Regions from separate parts of the Homo sapiens genome. Here region 2 is linked to region 1. A link is a loop called in an ENCODE intact Hi-C map of the cell type or tissue named here. Cell type or tissue: natural killer cell. All regions are shown on one strand. Links, peaks and the distances in the headings refer to the core of each region. The heading gives the core; the rest is flanking DNA. Region 1 holds the start of LOC107986091 (a long non-coding RNA gene). Region 2 overlaps DNAH12 (dynein axonemal heavy chain 12).

Evidence for each region. A loop is a pair of places that touch in the nucleus more often than their neighbours do. Peaks named below come from ENCODE experiments on the same cell type or tissue, not always from the same donor. Only the 100,000 strongest peaks of a DNase experiment are listed, where the experiment ranks them.
Region 2: it touches region 1 in a loop (9-fold over the local background); 2 of 110 quality-filtered maps call a loop at or near these places.

Annotation. Positions count from the first base shown.
Region 1 is chr3:58,212,984-58,223,091 of GRCh38, forward strand. LOC107986091 (a long non-coding RNA gene) reads right to left here and starts at 2,032. Exons shown (of 3, transcript XR_007095932.1): 1 at 1,941-2,032; 2 at 1,319-1,579; 3 at 26-1,213. RefSeq lists enhancers at 1,566-1,615, 1,806-1,865, 2,306-2,495, 4,120-4,623, 4,462-4,641 and 1 more. In natural killer cell, for the core only: CTCF peaks have their summits at 4,319 and 4,524; a DNase peak (open chromatin) is centred at 4,368; H3K27ac peaks cover 1,266 bases.
Region 2 is chr3:57,392,784-57,400,783 of GRCh38, forward strand. DNAH12 (dynein axonemal heavy chain 12) reads right to left here. Exons shown (of 74, transcript NM_001366028.2): 44 at 1,388-1,549. Among named protein-coding and RNA genes, the nearest start is that of ASB14, 100 kb to the left of the region's middle. In natural killer cell, for the core only: CTCF peaks have their summits at 4,820 and 5,021; a DNase peak (open chromatin) is centred at 4,838.

The DNA of each region.
Region 1 (10,108 bases), core at 1,251-9,250:
TCAATTGGGCAACTTTTATTTTATCTGGAAATTCTAGCTGGATTTATAAAAAGAATGAGAACTTTTGTAAGCTGAACTTAAAAGCATGGCATTTTCTTTTTTTTTTTCTTTTAACAAAGTTTTTATTTTTAATTTTTGCAGGTACATAGTAGGCATATATATTTATGGAGGCATGGCATTTTCTAAGATAGTAATCATTCCATCAAAGTCCTAGAAAAGTTCTTAGTTCCTAGCATTAAAAACGAGCTAATGTGTAGAATAAAGAAAGTCAAGTAATCTGCTTTTTTTTAATTTCCAGCTTTGACAATTTGACTATGAACTTGAAAAAATAAAGTAAACCTCTAAATAGTGGTTTCTGCATAGAAACTGCCCTTGAGGACTTAAAAAAGAGTCACATGAACAGATTAAGAGATGGACCCCATTCTCGAATTAGCACATCCATTGAATGAAATTGGACCTTTTAAAAAATGCCTGGATTCTGGAAGGAAAATTCTAACGGCCAAATTTAACTGAATCCAACTAGGTTCAGGTGCTGCATTAGGGCTTTCTGTGTTTCATCTCATCCCATACCTGCCAAGCCCTTCCTACGGCTACTTTATTTTAGAGATGAGCAAAGTGAGGCTTGTGCCCAAGGAAACAGAGCTAGCATGTGGCAAAGCTGAGATTCAATCTCAGAGTGCTGACTCCAGATTAATCTTCTCACCCACTGAACCAGGCATACCAAAACCTTAATATGGAACACTCCAGGGTGCAGGGAGGGATGCAGGGAGGAGATGAAAGGAGGACTTCCACTTTTTACTCTATATACTTGTATATTGTTTGATTTTTTTTTTTTTTTGCAAAAACATGTACTTCTTTAGTAATTACAGAAAAAGAAAAAAGTGCTAAAATCTTTTCATTCTTTTAAGCAGGTTAAACAATGCCCATGCAAACACGTTTTCTGTCTTTGTGTGCAACTTGGTCAAAGGAAGCTTTCCCCTACCTCCAAGAGTCATTGACCCCACCTCCAGAAGGTTCACTCCAACCCCTCCATGTAATACTGGAGGACCCAGGGAAGGCAGAAACCCTGTCTCATCCTTCAGTTGGCTTCTCTTGCTGGGAATTGGGAATTTTGAGGCACTTGCCTAACGCCTGCTGACAGCCCCGGGGTCTCCATCTTCGGGATGAAGTTTCCTGCTCCATATACTTGCAAACACCAGTCTCTAAGATGCACCTGGAAGAAAAGATAAATATGCATCATTCTTTCTTGGAGATTTAGAATGCACATTAGCATATTAAATGTTCTGAAAAGTCCTGTAATTATAAAAAGCCGCTTAACTGTGTTGAAACAGGGTGTCCAAAATTTATTGTCTGTGGAGTCCTTTTCTTCATAGAATTCCTTGGACTATCTTGAGCAACATCCACTCTTGGGAATACTGTCCTTGATTGTGCAGTGACAATCAGATCCCCTCAAAGTCTCAAGCTCTTGTCCTGGTCAGTAAGTCCCTGCTGAAGAGCTCCATGCATGTCACATGAGTGGGCTGAAACGAGGATCAGGAGTTCAGTCACATGGCCCCCATACAGCCATCCACTATGGGCCCTGATGGGACAAGAGTCAGTGGAGAGTGATATGTTGCGCAAAGGCTACCTTGGAATTTGAGAAAAGCAAGATATGGAGATTTCAGGAGGAGCAAAAGTGTCATAGGCTGAGTCACCCAAAAGCAGCAAGAAGAAACAAGAAGTCTGTGGGAAAGTCTCCACTCCTGGCAGAAGACAAGCCTCGTGACCCAAACAGGTGTTTCCAGTGACTGATGCTGGTCTTTGTCCAAAAATGAATGAGCATTAACAATAATTTTGTAACATATGCAAAATGCTCCATCGTCATGTTTCACAACCAGCTTAGAGTTTGCGGGGAGGAAGGTGCATTAGTTAAAGTTGTGTAACTATGACAAACCTCTCACCTTTGCAGGGTTGTTTCCAGATGATGACACACTCTGGGTTTCAGCCTCACACACTATCTTCCACACAGGGCTGTGCCTGGACCTCAAGAGTCACTTTCTGAAGGGCAGGCCTGCTCTGATTAAAATCTTTCCAGGGCTTTTATTGGTCAAAGAGCAAACTTCTTAATGTAGCCTCTACCTGCTCACATTTCCCAGGTCATAACACTCTACTCCCCTCTTCCTCCCCTACTGGTCTGCCCTTGCACTGCCTGGCTTTCGGTTCCCCCCTCAGGGCCTTGGCACAGCTGTTCTCTCCGCCTACAGGGCTCTTCCTTCCTCCAGCCTCAGGGCTCAGCTTAAATGTCACACCCTCAGAGAAGCCCTCCTGGCCTCCTGACCCCATCAGGGTCTTCCCTCGTCTTCTCTCTCATGGTGCCCAGGTTTTTCACATCATGGCATGCATTGTAACATCTTATTATCTCTGAGCTTGTGTGTTTCCTTGTCTAAAGTTGTCTCTCCACCAGGCTGCCACATAGGGGCAGGGGGCACCTCCGTGTGTCTGTGCTGCCTGGAACAGGATTGTCATGTAGCAGCAGATGCTCATAAATCATTGCTGAATGCGACGTATGATACTCTAATGGACTCCAGAGACCAAGTTCTTTTTTTTTTTTTTTTTTTTTTTTTGAGACAGGGTCTCGTTCTGTCACCCAGGCTGGAGTGCAGTGGCACAATTTCAGCTCACTGCAGCCTCAATCCCCCAGGCTCAAGTAATCTAATCTTCCTACCTCAGCTTCCCAAGTAGGTGGGACCACAGGTGCATGTCACCATGCCTGGCTAATTTTTGTGTTTTTTTTGTAGAGACAGGATTCCACCATGTTGCTCCGGCTGGTCTTGAATTCCAGGGCCCAGGCGATCCTCCTACCTTGGCCTCCCAAAGTGTTGGGATTACAGGTGTGAGCCACCACGTTTGACCTAGAGACGGGGTTCTTGATCACAGTGTGGGTGTGGTACCAAGGGAACTCAGCTTCCCTGGAAGCCACGGGAACCCCCAGCCATAGAGACAAAATGTAATAATAACAAAAACCACAACAGTATCTACCTTTCATGGAGCACTAAGTGCTAAGTGCTCATGTAACTTTCTGACTCGGGAGCATAGCATAGAGCAGGCTTCTCAGCCTTGGCACGATTGACATTTGGGGCCAGATAGTACTTTGTTGTGGGGACCATCCTGTGCATTATTGGACACTTAGCAGCATCCCCTGCCTCTACCCACTAGATGCCAATCACATCCCCCAGTTGTGACAACCAAAAATTTCGACAGATGTTGCCAAATATCTCCGGGGGCTTGGGGGTCATCTCACGTCGGGAATGCTGATGACGTTAAAGCATATACACTTTTACTTACTGGCTGTTCAGCCCTGGACAAATAACCAAACTTCTCTGTGCCCTTTTCCTCACCTTTAACATGGGGTAATAGTATCTCTTACATGGTAGGGCTGTGAAAATTTAGAGAGGTTATAACTAAAGGGCAGACTCAGCACGGTGCCTGGCCCTCAGGGGTACTCAGTTGGGGTGATACTCTGTTTTCAGAATAAACTGCAAAGGAGCAATTGCTATCCTCATTTTACAGATGAAGAAATTGAGACTCGGAGATAAAGAAGTTGGTCTCCAGTTGCTGGCTGTGAAGTGACATCAAAAGCAGGCATTTGACTGGGTGCAGTGGCTCACATCTGTAACCCGAGCACCCTGGGAGGCCGAGGCAGGAGCCCACGAGTTCGAGACCAGCCTGAGCAACATAGCGAGAACTTGTCTCTACTAAAGATAAAAAAGTTAGCCAGGCATGGTGGTGTATACCTCTGGCCCCAGCTACCCTGGAGGCTGAGGTGGGAGGTTGGGAGGATCACTTAAGCCCAGGATTTAGAGGCTGCAGTGAGTTATGATTGCACCACTGCATTCCAGTCTTCTAGGCTGGGTGACAGAGTAAAACTCTGCCTCAAAAAAAAAAAAAAAAAAAGCAGGTATTTACGTCCTCAGGATTAATTCCTTTTGTCAGTCCTTTCTTTATAGGTACAAAAGGGCCTAATTGCAAACTCTGAGCTGGTGGCGATACGACTAATGGATTAGATCTGTCAAGACAGGACTAGGGCAAGGCGAATGAGACACTAGCCTTAGGCACAAAATTTAAGGAGTTACCAAATAACTCAGTAATCAAGCTAAATAACATTCAATGCAATATTTTGAAAAATCAAAAATTAATGAAGAAAAATCCATGATGAACAAAGTAACAAAGTAAAGACACGATCTGCCCCTGAACTTGTACTTGACCCTGTCTCATTAACCTCACCCTAATCTTGCCCTTGGAATTTGCAGATTTGTGAAACCACACCCAGTGGGCACAGCTGGCGGCCAAAGCCTGTCGGTGCCTATTCAAAGGATGACATGGGCGAAAACATCGCCCTCTTCTGTCTGGCAATGAGCACTGCTCCTCTTCTGGGGAGCCAGGTTAATCTTTGCCCCTGAAGGCAGCATCTCAGTGCTAGAAGTCTTTTCCCAGACCACAGTGCTTTTCTCCTTGATCCCTTCATGAGACATGTGGGTAAAAAGGTTGCAGGCAGTTCAAACGATGCCATTGGAGACCCCGCCTCATCCCTTGCCACTGGCCGCTGCACTGCCCTGGATCCATAGCCTTTTTCAGTACCACCCATGCCAACGCGCCAGGACTTGTCACCACGTGGGTGGCAGATCTGAAGCAGCCTGTAACTATCAAGTTGGCCTTTCCAGGCTGACCACAAGGGTGCATGGTGAGGACACAGGACCGAGAGGCAAAGGGCTTCTCACAGCGCCTGACGTGGGAACCAGCAGGGAGCTGGCTGCTGGCCGAACTACCGTTTCTTATTCTTCCTTTAATGGTTTTTGTCACTTCCTAGCTTCCTCTTATTTATATATACTTTACTTTTTATTTTGAAATAATTTCAAATGTGCATAAAAGTTGCAGAAATAGCACAAAGAACTCTTAAATACCCTCAACCCACATTTACCAAGGAACGTTTTGCCACATTTGTTTTGTCACTACTTTTCAATATTTACATATTAATTTTTTTATAAGATGGAGTCTCTCTCTGTTGCCCAGGCTGGAGTGCAGTGACGTGATCTCGGCTCACTGCAATCTCCACCTCCTGGGTTCAAGCGATTCTCCTGCCTCAGCCTCCCAAGTAGCTGGGATTACAGGTGCACGCCACCATGTCTGGCTAATTTTTGTATTTTTAGAAGAGATGGGGTTTCACCATGCTGGCCAGGTTGACTCTGAGACACAGGAAGCCGATCATAATTTAACAGCTTTTTTTTTTTTTTTTTTGAGATGGAGTCTCACTCTGTCGCCCGGGCTGGAGTGCAGTGGTGTGATCTCAGCTGACTGCAACCTCCGCCTCCCAGGTTCAAGCAGTTCTCCTATCTCAGCCTCCTGAGTAGCTGGAATTACAGGCACACACCATCACGCCCAGATAATTTTTGTATTTTTAGTAGAGACAGGGTTTCGTTATGTTGGTCAGACTGGCCTTGAATTCCTGACCTCAGGTGATCCCCCTGTCTTGGCCTCCCAAAGTGCTGGGATTACAGGCATAAGCTACCGTGCCTGGCCTTAACAGCTCTTAATAACAGTAGCTAACATTTATTGAGAGCTTGCTATTTGACACTCCTTTCTGCATTTGATTTGGGGGTATTTTCCCTTTGGAACATACTGTGTAGTGTGCTTATGTTGGATTAAAATTGTAGCGATACAGGCATGCCTTATTTTATTGTGCTTTGCTTTGTTGCACTTTGCAAATATCGCATTTTTTACAAATAGAAGGTTTGTGGCAACCCTGCATCGAGCTAGTCTACTGGCATCATTTTCCAACAGCATGGGCTTACTTCACGTCCCTTTGTCATATTTTGGTAATTCTTGCAATATTTCAAACTTTTTCATTATCATTATGTCTTCTGTGGTGATTAGTGATCTTTGTTGTTACTATTGTAGTCATTTAGGAGGCACTGCGGAACCATGCCATATAAATAGATAAATGTGTGTTGTGATCACCAACCAGTCACTCCCCCATCTCTCTTCCTCTCCTCAGGCCTTCCTCTTCCTTGAAACATAACAATATTGAAATTAGGCCAATTAATAACCCTACAATGGCCTCTAAGTGTTTGAGTGAAAGAAAGAGTTGCACATCTCTCAGTTTAAATCAAAAGCTAGAAATGACTAAGCTTAGTAAGAAAGGCATTTAGAAAGCCAAGACAGGCCAAAATCTAGGCCTCTTGGGCCAAACAGCCAAGTTGTGAATGCAAAGGAAAAGTTCTTGAAGGAAATTGAAAGTGCTACTCCAATGAACACATGAATGATGAGAAAGAAGAACAGCCTATTGCTGATGTGGAGAAAGTTTGAATGGTCTGGATGGAAGATCAAACCAGCCACAACATTCCTTTAAGCCAAAGCCTATTCCAGAGCAAGATCCTCCCCAACTGTCTTCAATTCTGCAAAGGCTGAGGGAGGTGAGGAAGCTGCAGAAGGAAAGTTGGAATCAGCAGAGTTCGGTTCATGAGGTTTCAGGAAAGAAACCATCTCCATAACATAAAAGTGCAAAGTGAAGTAGCAAATGCTGATAGAGAAGCTGCAGCAAGATATGCAGAAGATCTAGCTAGGGTAGGTAACTGATAAAGGTGGCTGCTACATCAAACGACAGATATTCAGCGTAGACAAAACAGCTTTCTATTAGAAGAAGATGACATCTAGGACTTTTTTAGTTAGAGAGGAGAAGTCAATGCCTGGCTTCAAAGCTTCAAAGGACAGGCTGGCTCTCTTGTTAGGGGCGAGTGGAGCTGGTGACCTTAAGTTGAAGCCAGTGCTCACTGACCTTTCTGAAAATCCTAGGGTTCTTTTTTATTTTATTATTATTTTTGAGACAGAGTTTCACTCTGTCACCCAGGCTGGAGCGCAGTGGTGCGATCTTGGCTCACTGCAATCTCTGCCTTCCAGGTTCAAGTGATTCTCGTGCCTCAGCCTCCCAAGTAGCTGGGACTACAGGTGCACGCCATCACCCCTGGCTAATTTTTGTATTTTTAGTAGAGACGGGGTTTTACCATGTTGGCCAGGCCAGGATGGTCTCGAACCCCTGACCTCAAGTGATCCATCTGCCTTGGCCTCCCAAAGTGCTGAGATTACAGGCATGAGCCACTGCACCCTGCCCAATCCTAGGGTTTTTGAGAATTATGCTAAATCTACGCTGTCTGTGCTCTACAAATGGAACAAAGCCTGGATGACAGTACATCTCTTTACAGTGCAGTTTACTGAATATTTCAAGCCCACTCTTGAGACCTGCTGCTCAGAAAAAAGGATTCCTTTCAAAATATTACTGCTCACTGGTAATGCACCTGGTCACCCAAGAGCTCTGATGGAGAGGTTCAAGGAGATGAATGTTGTTTTCATGCCTGCTAATACAACATTCACTCTGTAGCCCACAGATCAAGAAATTATTTTGACTTTGAAGTCTTATTAAGAAGTACATTTTGTAAGGCTAAAGCTGCCTTAGACAGTGATTCCTCTGATGGATCTGAGCCATCAATTGAAACTCTTCTAGAGAGGATTCAGCATTTCTAGATGCCATTAAGAACATTTGTGATTCATGGGAGGAAGTAAAATATTTACATTAGTAGGAGTTTGGAAGGAGTTAATTCCAGCCTTCATGGATTACTTTGAGGGATTGAAGACTTCAGTGGGAAAAGTCACTACAGATGTGATGTAAATAGTAAAAGAACTAGAAGTGGAGTCTGAAGATGTGACTGAATTGCTGCAACCTCCTGATAAAACTTGAACAGATAAGGAGTTGCTTCTTGCAGATGAGCAAAGACAGTGGTTTCTTTAGATGAAATCTACTCCTGGTAAAGATGCTGTAACATTTTTGAAATGACAACAAAGGATTTAGAATATCACATAAACTTAGTTGATAATGCAGGGTTGGAGAGGATTGACTCCAATTTCAAAAGAAGTTCTACTGTGGGCAAGATGCCATCAAACAGCATCACGTGCTGTAGAGAAATCTTTTGTGAAAGAGTCAATCGATGTGGCAAATTTCGTTGTTGTCTTCTTTGAAGAAACTGCCACTGCCACTCCAACTACCACTCTGATCCATCAGCAACCATCAATGTCGAGGCAAGCCCCCTCCATCAGCAAAAAGATTATGACTCGTTGAAGCCTGAGACGATCATTAGCATTTTTTAGCAATAAAGTATTTTTAATCAAGATAGGTACATTGTATTTTAGACATAATGCTCTTGCACACTTAATAAACTACAGTATAGTGTAGACATAACTTTTTTTCTTTAATATAGTCTTGCTCTGTTGCCCAGGCTGGAGTGCAGTGGCATGCTCATAGCTCACTGCAGCCTTCACTCCCTGGGCTCAAGCGAGCCTCCCGCCTCAGCCTCTCTAGTAGCAGGGAGTACAAGCATGCATCACCATGCCTGACTAATTTTTGTATTTTTTGTAGAGGCAGTGTTTTGCCATGTTGCCTAGGCTGGTCTCAAACTCCTGGGCTCAAGCGATCCTCCCTCCTTGGCCTCCCAAAGGTGTGAGCCACTGTGTCTAGCCAACATAACTTTTATATGCACTCAGAAACCAAAAACCTTGTGATACTCACTTTATTGCAGTGGTATGGAGCTGAGGCTGCAATATCTCCAAGGTGTGTCTGTAACAGTGGCTGTGGGTTCTGACCTGTGGTAGACCCATATTACACATCTTTACATGGACTCGGTCCTTTAAACCTCACAACTACCTGACTACTATTATTCTCTTCATTTTACTGATGAGGAAACTGAGCTTCAGAGAGGGCAAGTCACCTCTCCAGGTCTCACATCACATCTGGTAAGAGGCGTGGCCAGGACTGTTTGACACCAGAGTGTGACCACCTGGTCAGTCTCCTATAGCATTTCTTCTCTGGCACATAACAGTGACAAGGCCCTGCCACTATTCCAGCTCAGAACACTGAGAACAATCCATGTCCCTGACCCCAGATTCCCAGCAAATGGAAATGCTTTCTCTCCATATTCTGAAAGCTTCTGTGTGTCCCATACATACATAAGGAGCCTGAGGGCTTGGGGGACACCCTGGCTGTGAGCAGAGGGCCCCAGAAAATCATCTGTTGTTCTTTGGGAGAAGGCTTCCCTCCTGAATCATCATGCATTAGGCATGATCTATAAATTTATCTATAAATCTATCTAAAACCACACCAGTTCTAAAGACAAGGTTTGCAGTGCAGGTAGGAGCACGTGTAAATCCTTAACTACACAGTGACTCATGAATGATTTTCCAGGCAGGAATTGTTGGGAGCCAAAAAGGCCAAAGGGATTGTGACCAGCTCAGCATTCCACTGGACGCTATATGATCAAACAGCAAACTGTTTATCATGAATGCAGGATGTGAGCAAACTCACACTGCACCTGCCACTGAAAGGTTTGCTGAGGGCCAACACTCCCTGGGGGCCGGGCTCCTTGAAGTTATCTACTGAAAAATCTAGCACCTATCATACAAAGGATGCAGTCTTGCAAGCCTGCTGTGAACCAAATGGCCGACTGACAATTACCCAACAACCACCACCCCCTTTTCTCGTTATCTCTTTTACCAATAAATACGGAAGGCTGTGTAAAGCTCAGGGCCCTTGTCTACTAGAGGCAAGGTGTCCCTGACCCCTTCTTCCAAATATACTCTTATGTCTTTGTCTTTTATTTCCGCATTCCCCCTCTTTGTTCAGTCCACCAGGTCCGTGCAGGCTACAAGGAATCCCATTCCCAGGAAGGGATCTCCCCCTCCAGGGGCAGAGCCTACTCCAATTTCATTCCAGAACCAGATTTAGATGCAGGCCAAGGTCATTCCTATCATAAGACCTTAAAAAATCAGCCCTGGGCCAGGCGTGGTGGCTCACTCCTGTAATCCCAGCACTTTGGGAAGCCAAGGCAGGTGGATCACTTGAGATCAGGAGTTCGAGACCAGCCTGGCCAACATAGTGAAACCCTGTCTCTACTAAAAATACAAAAATCAGCCAGCCATGGTGGCACGTGCCTGTAGTCCCAGCTACTTAGGAGGCTGAGGCAGGAGTATCACTTGAACCTGGGAGGCAGAGGTTGCAGTGAGCTAAGATCTCACCACTGCACTCCAG
Region 2 (8,000 bases), core at 1-8,000, 820 kb before region 1:
GCAAAGTGATGGGAAGAAAAGATAGATAATAGCTAAAGAAGCAGGAAAGCCTAGCAAAGCTTAGGAAATTCCATTCCCCAAAGGTGACTATTCCTTGGATGGGCATATGGAGGATGCATTTCTCCTATAAATCAGGAGAGTACCACTAATTTACAGCCTTGGTCACATCTCTGACATATCCCAGATAAAAGCAAAGAACATGGGTTTTTGTTGTTGTTGTTGTTGTTTTGTCCTCTTTTATCCCTTCACGCTCCATACCATGAACTGGTAATGCACCATTTACTGAGAGCTGTGTAAGTGCCTGACACTACATAAGTGCTTTATTTTGTTTGATTCTCAAACCTCACAACAACCCCATGTAGGAAGAACTCTTATCTGTGCTGCCATTTCATGGAAGAGAAAAGCAGAGTACTTGAAAGTGTGAGTCCTTTTCACTCCAGATGTTATGGCTGGAGGTTGGGAATTAAATATCCAGGTGTGAGTGATATATTTTGTGGGTAAAAGTGATTATGGTAATGAGAAAGTGTGACATTACTTTCATCTTAGAAATGAGGTCTAAAGTGGCCGGGCGAGGTGGCTCACGCCTGTAATCCCAGCACTTTGGGGGGCCGAGGCAGGCGGATCACGAGATCAGAAGATTGAGACCATCGTGGCTAACACGGTGAAACCTCGTCTCTACTGAAAATACAAAAATTAGCTGGGCCTGGTGGCAGGCGCCTGTGGTTCCAGCTACTTGGGAGGCTGAGGCAGGAGAATGGCGTGAACCCGGGAGGCGGAGGTTGCAGTGAGGCGAGACCACATCACTGCACTCCAGCCTGGGTGACAGAGCAAGACTCTGTCTCAAAAAAAAAAAAAAAAAAAAAAAAAAGAAAGAAAGAAAAAGAAAAAGAAAAAGAAATGAGGGTTAAAGTAGGTGATAGTAGCAGACACGTCACCATTGTATTTTTTGTCAATTAAATCACAAACAAGACTTTCAGATGTATCAAACCCATAAGATAGTTTTATTAAAACTTTAAAAAAATTTACTAACCAGTGTAAACCACAAAGACTAATAAAGTAGCATTAAAATCATGTTTTCTTACATCAATGTAACCTTAAGAGATGATTTAAAAATCTCCAATCACTCATAAAACATGCTAAATAACATTAAACAGGTGAAACAAACTGCCATTATGATGAAGATAGGAGTTATAAAAATTATGCCTCATAACTATGGTAGAAGCAATTTAAAATTCACCAAACAATGATGTATTAAACTAATATACTTTAAATTTTTAATTACCCCCAAACTCATATGTACAAACTATATTTATCCTGAAGAGCAGAGAAACAGTTTCAAGAAATAAAGTTTTTGTGCTAGAAGCAGCACTTCCCCAAAAGCATTTACCTCCATCACTTCCTGCTTCTCATCTGCTGCAAAAATGTTAGGCACTTCTCCTGTATTGAGCACACTGTCGATATCCTCTAGGAAAGCTTCCTCTTTAATCTGAGTGTCCGTGATAAGAAAGACGGTCTTCTGGCCCTTCATGCCCACATTCCTTAACAGACCCTTAAAATAAAAATGGACTTGTAAGCAGAATATGGTAGACATCTGTTGGTTTTGATTTCCCTCACTTTCCCTTTCCTTTGATAACAACACTTTGATTTTTAGGGCAGTACCTCTCCCCACTTCTACTGGGGCTGTCAACTGGGACCTCCACTGCCTCCGTCCCCTGGGTGGGAGATCCAAACTGGTCAGAGTTTCCCCAAAACCCTAGACATAATCACTGATTCAGAGGATGGCATATGATTTAAGCAGGGCCCAATCATAGTCTTACTTCAGGGACTGAGATAGACTTGAAACAGAGAGAATCCTGGCTGTTCTGAGATGGAATATATAAAGGCCAGTAACCTAAATTACTTGGAGCTAACTGTTTGCCTCATGGTATGAGCCTGCTGGAGAAGGAAGCCAAATGGAGGAGAGTTGTGTCAGGAGACAGAAAGAGTAATTACTAAGGAAATAATTTAAGACCCCAAATTCAGCTATGTCAAAAGCCTATCTACCTCTAGACGCTTCAGTGTAGACAGGCTGGGGTTTTTATGCAGGGGTCAACTGCAACCCAAATTCCTAATATAAGATATGGGCTCAGTAGTGTGCTGAAGCTGACTTGTATAGGCTTGTTAGAACCGATTGTTAAAATTTCAGGAACTTGTCAGTAGTTTGTAAAACATAGCCAGGATTTAAAAATTGAATTATATAAACTTGCAATTATATAAAAATATAATTATATTTAAAAGGGAGGTAAATGCGTAAATATCATCATCTCCTATTTTATTATGTTACTATTATCTATGCTCTGGAAAGTTTTTCAAGTTATTGTATCAATATAGTAAAATACAATGTCATGATGTTCCATGCATATCTCTTTTCAGTTCTATTCTCAGTGACAGCGTTGGGAGCTTCAAATCAGCCATGGTGGGAGTTTTTACATCATGGAAATTGGAAAATCTACCATCAGGCTCTCTCTCACCCCCGGTCCTGGAAAGCTGGTTGTTAAACATTTGTCAGCATACAAACTGGCTGTAGTTCACAGTGAAAATAGCATTACAACTTCTCTAAGTTATTTTTAAAAATAACCTTCTATATTGTAAAACTATGTATTTTAAATCATTAAATATTAACTAATATTTTCACTCCATAAAATAAATGGTGGATTTTTATATTGTACACAAAAACAACTATGTCCTTTTCCCATTAAAGCCATCTTCCAATATGAAGCCTGTTTTGTTCTTAGAAATAAGTTTCTGTCATCAAAACTAGAGAGTCTAGTTTTTAAAGTAGTATTGTATCAAATCATGTCAGGTTTATAATTATTAATATTATATCAAAATAAATCTTAGGCTGGGTGCAGTGGCTCACCCCTATAATCTGAGCACTTTGAGAGGGTGAGGCAGGAGGATTTCTTGAGCCCAGGAGTTTGAGAGCAGCCTGGACAACATAATGAGAGCCTGTCTCTAAAAAAATAAAAAAAATAAAAATTAGCTGGGCATGGTGGTACATGTCTGTAGTCTCACAGGCAGCTACTAGGGAGGGTGAGGTGGGAGGATTGCTTGAGCCTGGGAGGTTGAGGCTGCAGTGAACTATGATCATGCCACTGTATTCCAGCTGGGGTGACAGAGTGAGACATCTCACTCTGTCTTATTTTAAATTAAAAATTTAAAAATTTTAATTTAGGCTGGGCGCGGTGGCTCAGGCCTGTAATCCCAGCAGTTTGGGAGACTGAGGCAGGTGGATCACCTGAGGTTGGGAGTTCGAGACCAGCCTGACCAACATGGAGAAACCCTATCTCTACGAAAAATACAAAATAACCTGGGCATGGTGGCACATGCCTGTAATCCCAGCTACTTGGGAGGCTGAGGCAGGAGAATCGCTTGAACCTGGGAGGCAGAGGTTGCAGTGAGCCAGGATTGTGTCATTGCCCTTTAGCCTAGGCAACAAGGGCAAGACTGCATCTCAAAAAAAAAAACAAAAAAAAAAAAAAAAAAAAGAGAACCATAAACATTTTAATTTAAAATAAAATTTACAATACAATATAAACAAACATATTTAACTTATTGTCATGAGCATCATCGTGATTTTTTTTTTGTTTTTTGAGACAGAGTCTTGCTCTGTTGACTGGGCTGGAGTACAGTGGCATGATCTTGGCTCACTGCAACTTCTGCCTCCCAGGTTCTAGCGATTCTCCTGCCTCAGCCTCCCAAGTATCTGAGATTACAGGTGCTTTCCACTACAAGTGATTCTTCTGCCTCAGCCTCCCAAGTATCTGAGATTACAGGTGCATTCCACTACAAGTGATTCTCCTGCCTCAGCCTCCCAAGTATCTGAGATTACAGGTGCATTCCACTACAAGTGATTCTCCTGCCTCAGGCTCCTGAGTAGCTGCGATTACAGGTCTGTTCTACCACACTTGGCTAATTTTTGTATTTTTAGGAGAGACAGAGTTTCATCATGTTGGCCAGGCTGGTCTCAGACCTCTGACCTCAGGTGATCCGAGACCAACCTGGCCAGCATGGTGAAATCCCGTCTCTACTAAAAATACAGGAAAAAAAGAATTAGCCAGGTATGGTGACGGGCACCTATAATTCCAGCTACTAGGGAGGTTGAGGCAGTAGAATCACTTGAACTCGGCAGGTGGAGGTTGCAGTGAGTGGAGATCGTGCCACTGCACTCCAGCCTGGGTGACATAGTGAGAGTCCATCTCAAAAAAATAGATATTAATTATATGTCAGGAATATTATGAAAATCCTTACATACATTATATAATTTAACCACAATAATCTTTGAAATAGGTGGTATTACCCAAATTTTACAAATGAAAAATCTAGAAAGTGACCATCAGCAAGATAATGGGCTAGGAAGCTCTAGACCCTTGTTCTCCCCTGAAGACATGTATTAGCAATATACAGAACACAATTACCTTTGTAAGGACTTTAGAAACTAGTTAAGTGGCTGCAGCACCCAGAAAAGAGCATGAACAAGAGAAGGGACTGTTCCCAAAAGGGTAAGACAGTACCTCAAATTTTTCTCACTCTAGCTCCTCCCCCAGCTGGGCACAGTTTGGGGAGATCTAGAGAATACCATCCAAATCATGGCTCCTTCCTCAGGACAGAAGAAATATAGTTGAACTTGAGCCCAGAATACTGGCTTGTGTGGGGGCTGTTTCACCTGCCTTCAGGTGCTAACAGGAACAATGGCCAATTTTGGACACCAGGTTGGAGGCCACTGAAACATAGGTGAGTTCCCTGGTGGGTTAGAGCAGCAGAAGCTGCAGTTCTACTGGCAGGCACCAGGGAGAGCAAGAGATCAAGGGCAGAGGAATACAACGGAATCAGCAACTGAAAGCTCCTGAGAAGAAACAGGAAATTAAGACAGTCAAAAGCACTCATACATGCAACAATAAAAGCACACATACAACCTCAAAGAAGACACGTCCCCAGAAAATGTCTGAAAGGTCCCAGAACCTCTAGCTAGGTTGATTGGTGAAGATCTTCCCTGCATGAGGCCAGTCATAATGATTGGGAGGGGTGGCTGTATTTCAAATGGTCAGCTCTCAAAAAGATCACAAGGGATGCAAAGAATTAAGGAAACGTGGCCCAGTCAAAGAAACAAAATAAAGCTCCAGAAACCAACCATAAGGAAATGCAGATCTATGAACTGACTAGCAAAAAATTTAAAATAACTACCTTAAAGATACTCAATGAGCTGAAAGGAACCCAGAGCTAAATCAGGAAAACAATGCATGAACAAAATGAGAATTAACAAAGATATAGAAACTATAAAATATAAATTCTGGACCCAAAACATAAAACTGAACTAAAAAATTATCTACAGGGGTTCAACATTAGACTTGATTGGGCAGAATCAAGAGTCAACCAACTTGAAAACAAGTCGTTGGAAATCACCGGGTTAATGGAGCAAAAACAAAACAAAAACAATAAACGAAGGTGGAGCAAGCCTAAGGGATTTATGGTACACCATCAAGTGGACCAATATATGCATTATGGAAATCCCAGAATATGAGAGAGAGAAAGAGAGGACAGAGAGCTTTTTCAAGAAATAATGACTGAAAATTTCTCAAATCTCAGGAAAGAAGTGGATATAAAAATTCCATTTTATGGAAGATCAATGAATTCCAACTAGGATGAAGTCATAGAAATCCACATTAAGAAACAATATAATCAAACTGTCAAAAGTCAGATACAAAGAGAAAATCCTGAAAGCAGCCAGAGAAAAGCAACTTGTCATCTACAAGGGAATTACCTTAAGATTAGCAGTGAATTTCTCAGCACAAATTTTACAGACCAGAAGGAAGTAAGGTGACATATTCTAATTGCAGAAAGATAAAAACCTGTCAACCAAGGACAATGTATCTGGTACAGCTGCCTTACAAAAATGAAGGTGAAATTAAAACCTTTCCAGATGAACAAACACCGAGGGAGTCCTTAGTACTATATCTGCCTGACAAGATATGCTAAAGGGAATCCTTCAAGTTGAAACAAAAGAACCTAGAATGTAACATGAAGCCATACAAAAGTATAAAGTTCTCCAGTCAAAGTAAACATGTGGAGAAATAGAGAATCCTGTATTATTGTAATTTTGGTGCATAAATCTACTTTTAATTCTAAAAAACAAAAACATGCCTTATAAATGTATGTTAATTAGTACATAATATATAAAGATACAATTTGTGACATCCAGAACAAAAAATGGGGGAGGGGTGGAGCTATAAAGGGGTAACATTTTTGTATGCAACTGAAGTTAGGTTGTTAGCAGTTTAAAATAATTTGCTATAACTTTAGGTTGTTTTATGTAGTAGTAATGGTTAACTACAAAGAAAACATAGAATATAAACAAAAGGAAATGAGAAGGGAATAAAGAATGCCCCTACAAATAAAAATCATCATAACATAAAAGGCGGCAATAAAAGAAGAAATGAGGAAAAAAAGAAGCTACAAGACACACAGAAAACAAATATCAAAATGGCAATAATAAATCCTTCCCTATCAGTAATTACATTAAATTTAATGGATTAAATTCCTCAATCAAAAGACATAGAGTGGCCAAATGGATTAAAAAAAAGATCCATTAATATGCTGCCTACAAGAGATTCATTTTAGATCCAAGGAAATATGTAAGCTAAAGAATGGAAAAAGATATACCAGCCAAATGGTAACTAAGAGAGAGCAGGGATAGCTATACTAATATCAGACAAAAATAGACTTTAAGTCAAAAACAACCACAAGAAAGGATATTACATAATGATAAAAGGGTCAATTTACCAGGAAGATATAACAATTACAGTTGACCACTGAACAACACAGGTTTGAACTATGTGAGTCCACTTATATGTAGATTTTCCTCTGCTTCTGCCACCCCTGAGACAGCAAGACCAACTCACTCCTCTTCGTCCTCTTCATCCTCAGCCTACCCAACATGAAGATCGTGAGGATGAAGACCTTTGTGATGATCCACATCCACTTAATGAATAGTCAATATATGTTTCTTCCTTAGGATTTTTTAAGTAACATTTTCTTTTATCTGGCGTACTTTATTATAAGAATACAGTTTAATACATATAACATACAAAATACATGTTAATCAAATGTTTATGTTACCAGTAAGGCTTCTGGTCAACACTAGGCTATTAGTAGTTATGTTTTGGGGGAGTCAAAAGTTATATGTGGGCTAAGCACAGTGGCTCAAGCCTGTATTCCCAGATCTCTGGGAGGCCAAGGCAGGAGGATTGCTTGAGCTTAGGGGTTCAAGACCAGACTGGCCAAATGGCGAAACCCCATCTCTACAAAAAATACAAAAATTAGCTAAGCATGGTGGTGTGCACCTGTAATCCCAGCTACTCAGGAGGCTGAGGCATGAGAATCGCTTGATCTCAGGAGGTGGAGGTTGCAGTGAGCTGATATCGTGCCACTGCACTCCAGCCTGGGGCAGAGCGAGACTCTATCTAAAAAAAAAAATTATATGTGAATTTTCATCTGTGTTGGGGGTTGGTGTTGTTTAAGGGTCAACTGTATAAATATTTATGCACCAAACCACAGATATCCTAAATATATGAAGCAAACTTTGGCAGAAGTGAAAGAAGAATTGTACAGCAACACAATACAGTAGTCCCCCCTTATCCATGGGGGATACATTCCAAGACCCCCAGTGGATGCCTGAAACAACAGATAGTACTGAATCCTACATATGCTATTTTTTCCATACATAACTATGATTAGATTAATTAATAAATTAACAGCCAGACATTAACAACAAATAATAAAGAGAACAATTATTACAACATACTGTAATAAAAGTTATGTGAATGTGGTCCCTTTCACTCTCAAAATATCTTATTGTACTGTGCTTATCTCTTTTTGGACCACAGTTGACTGTGGGTAACTAAAACTGCAATAAGAAAAGCCACAAGTAAGGGGGGACTACCATAATAGTAAGAGACTTGAAT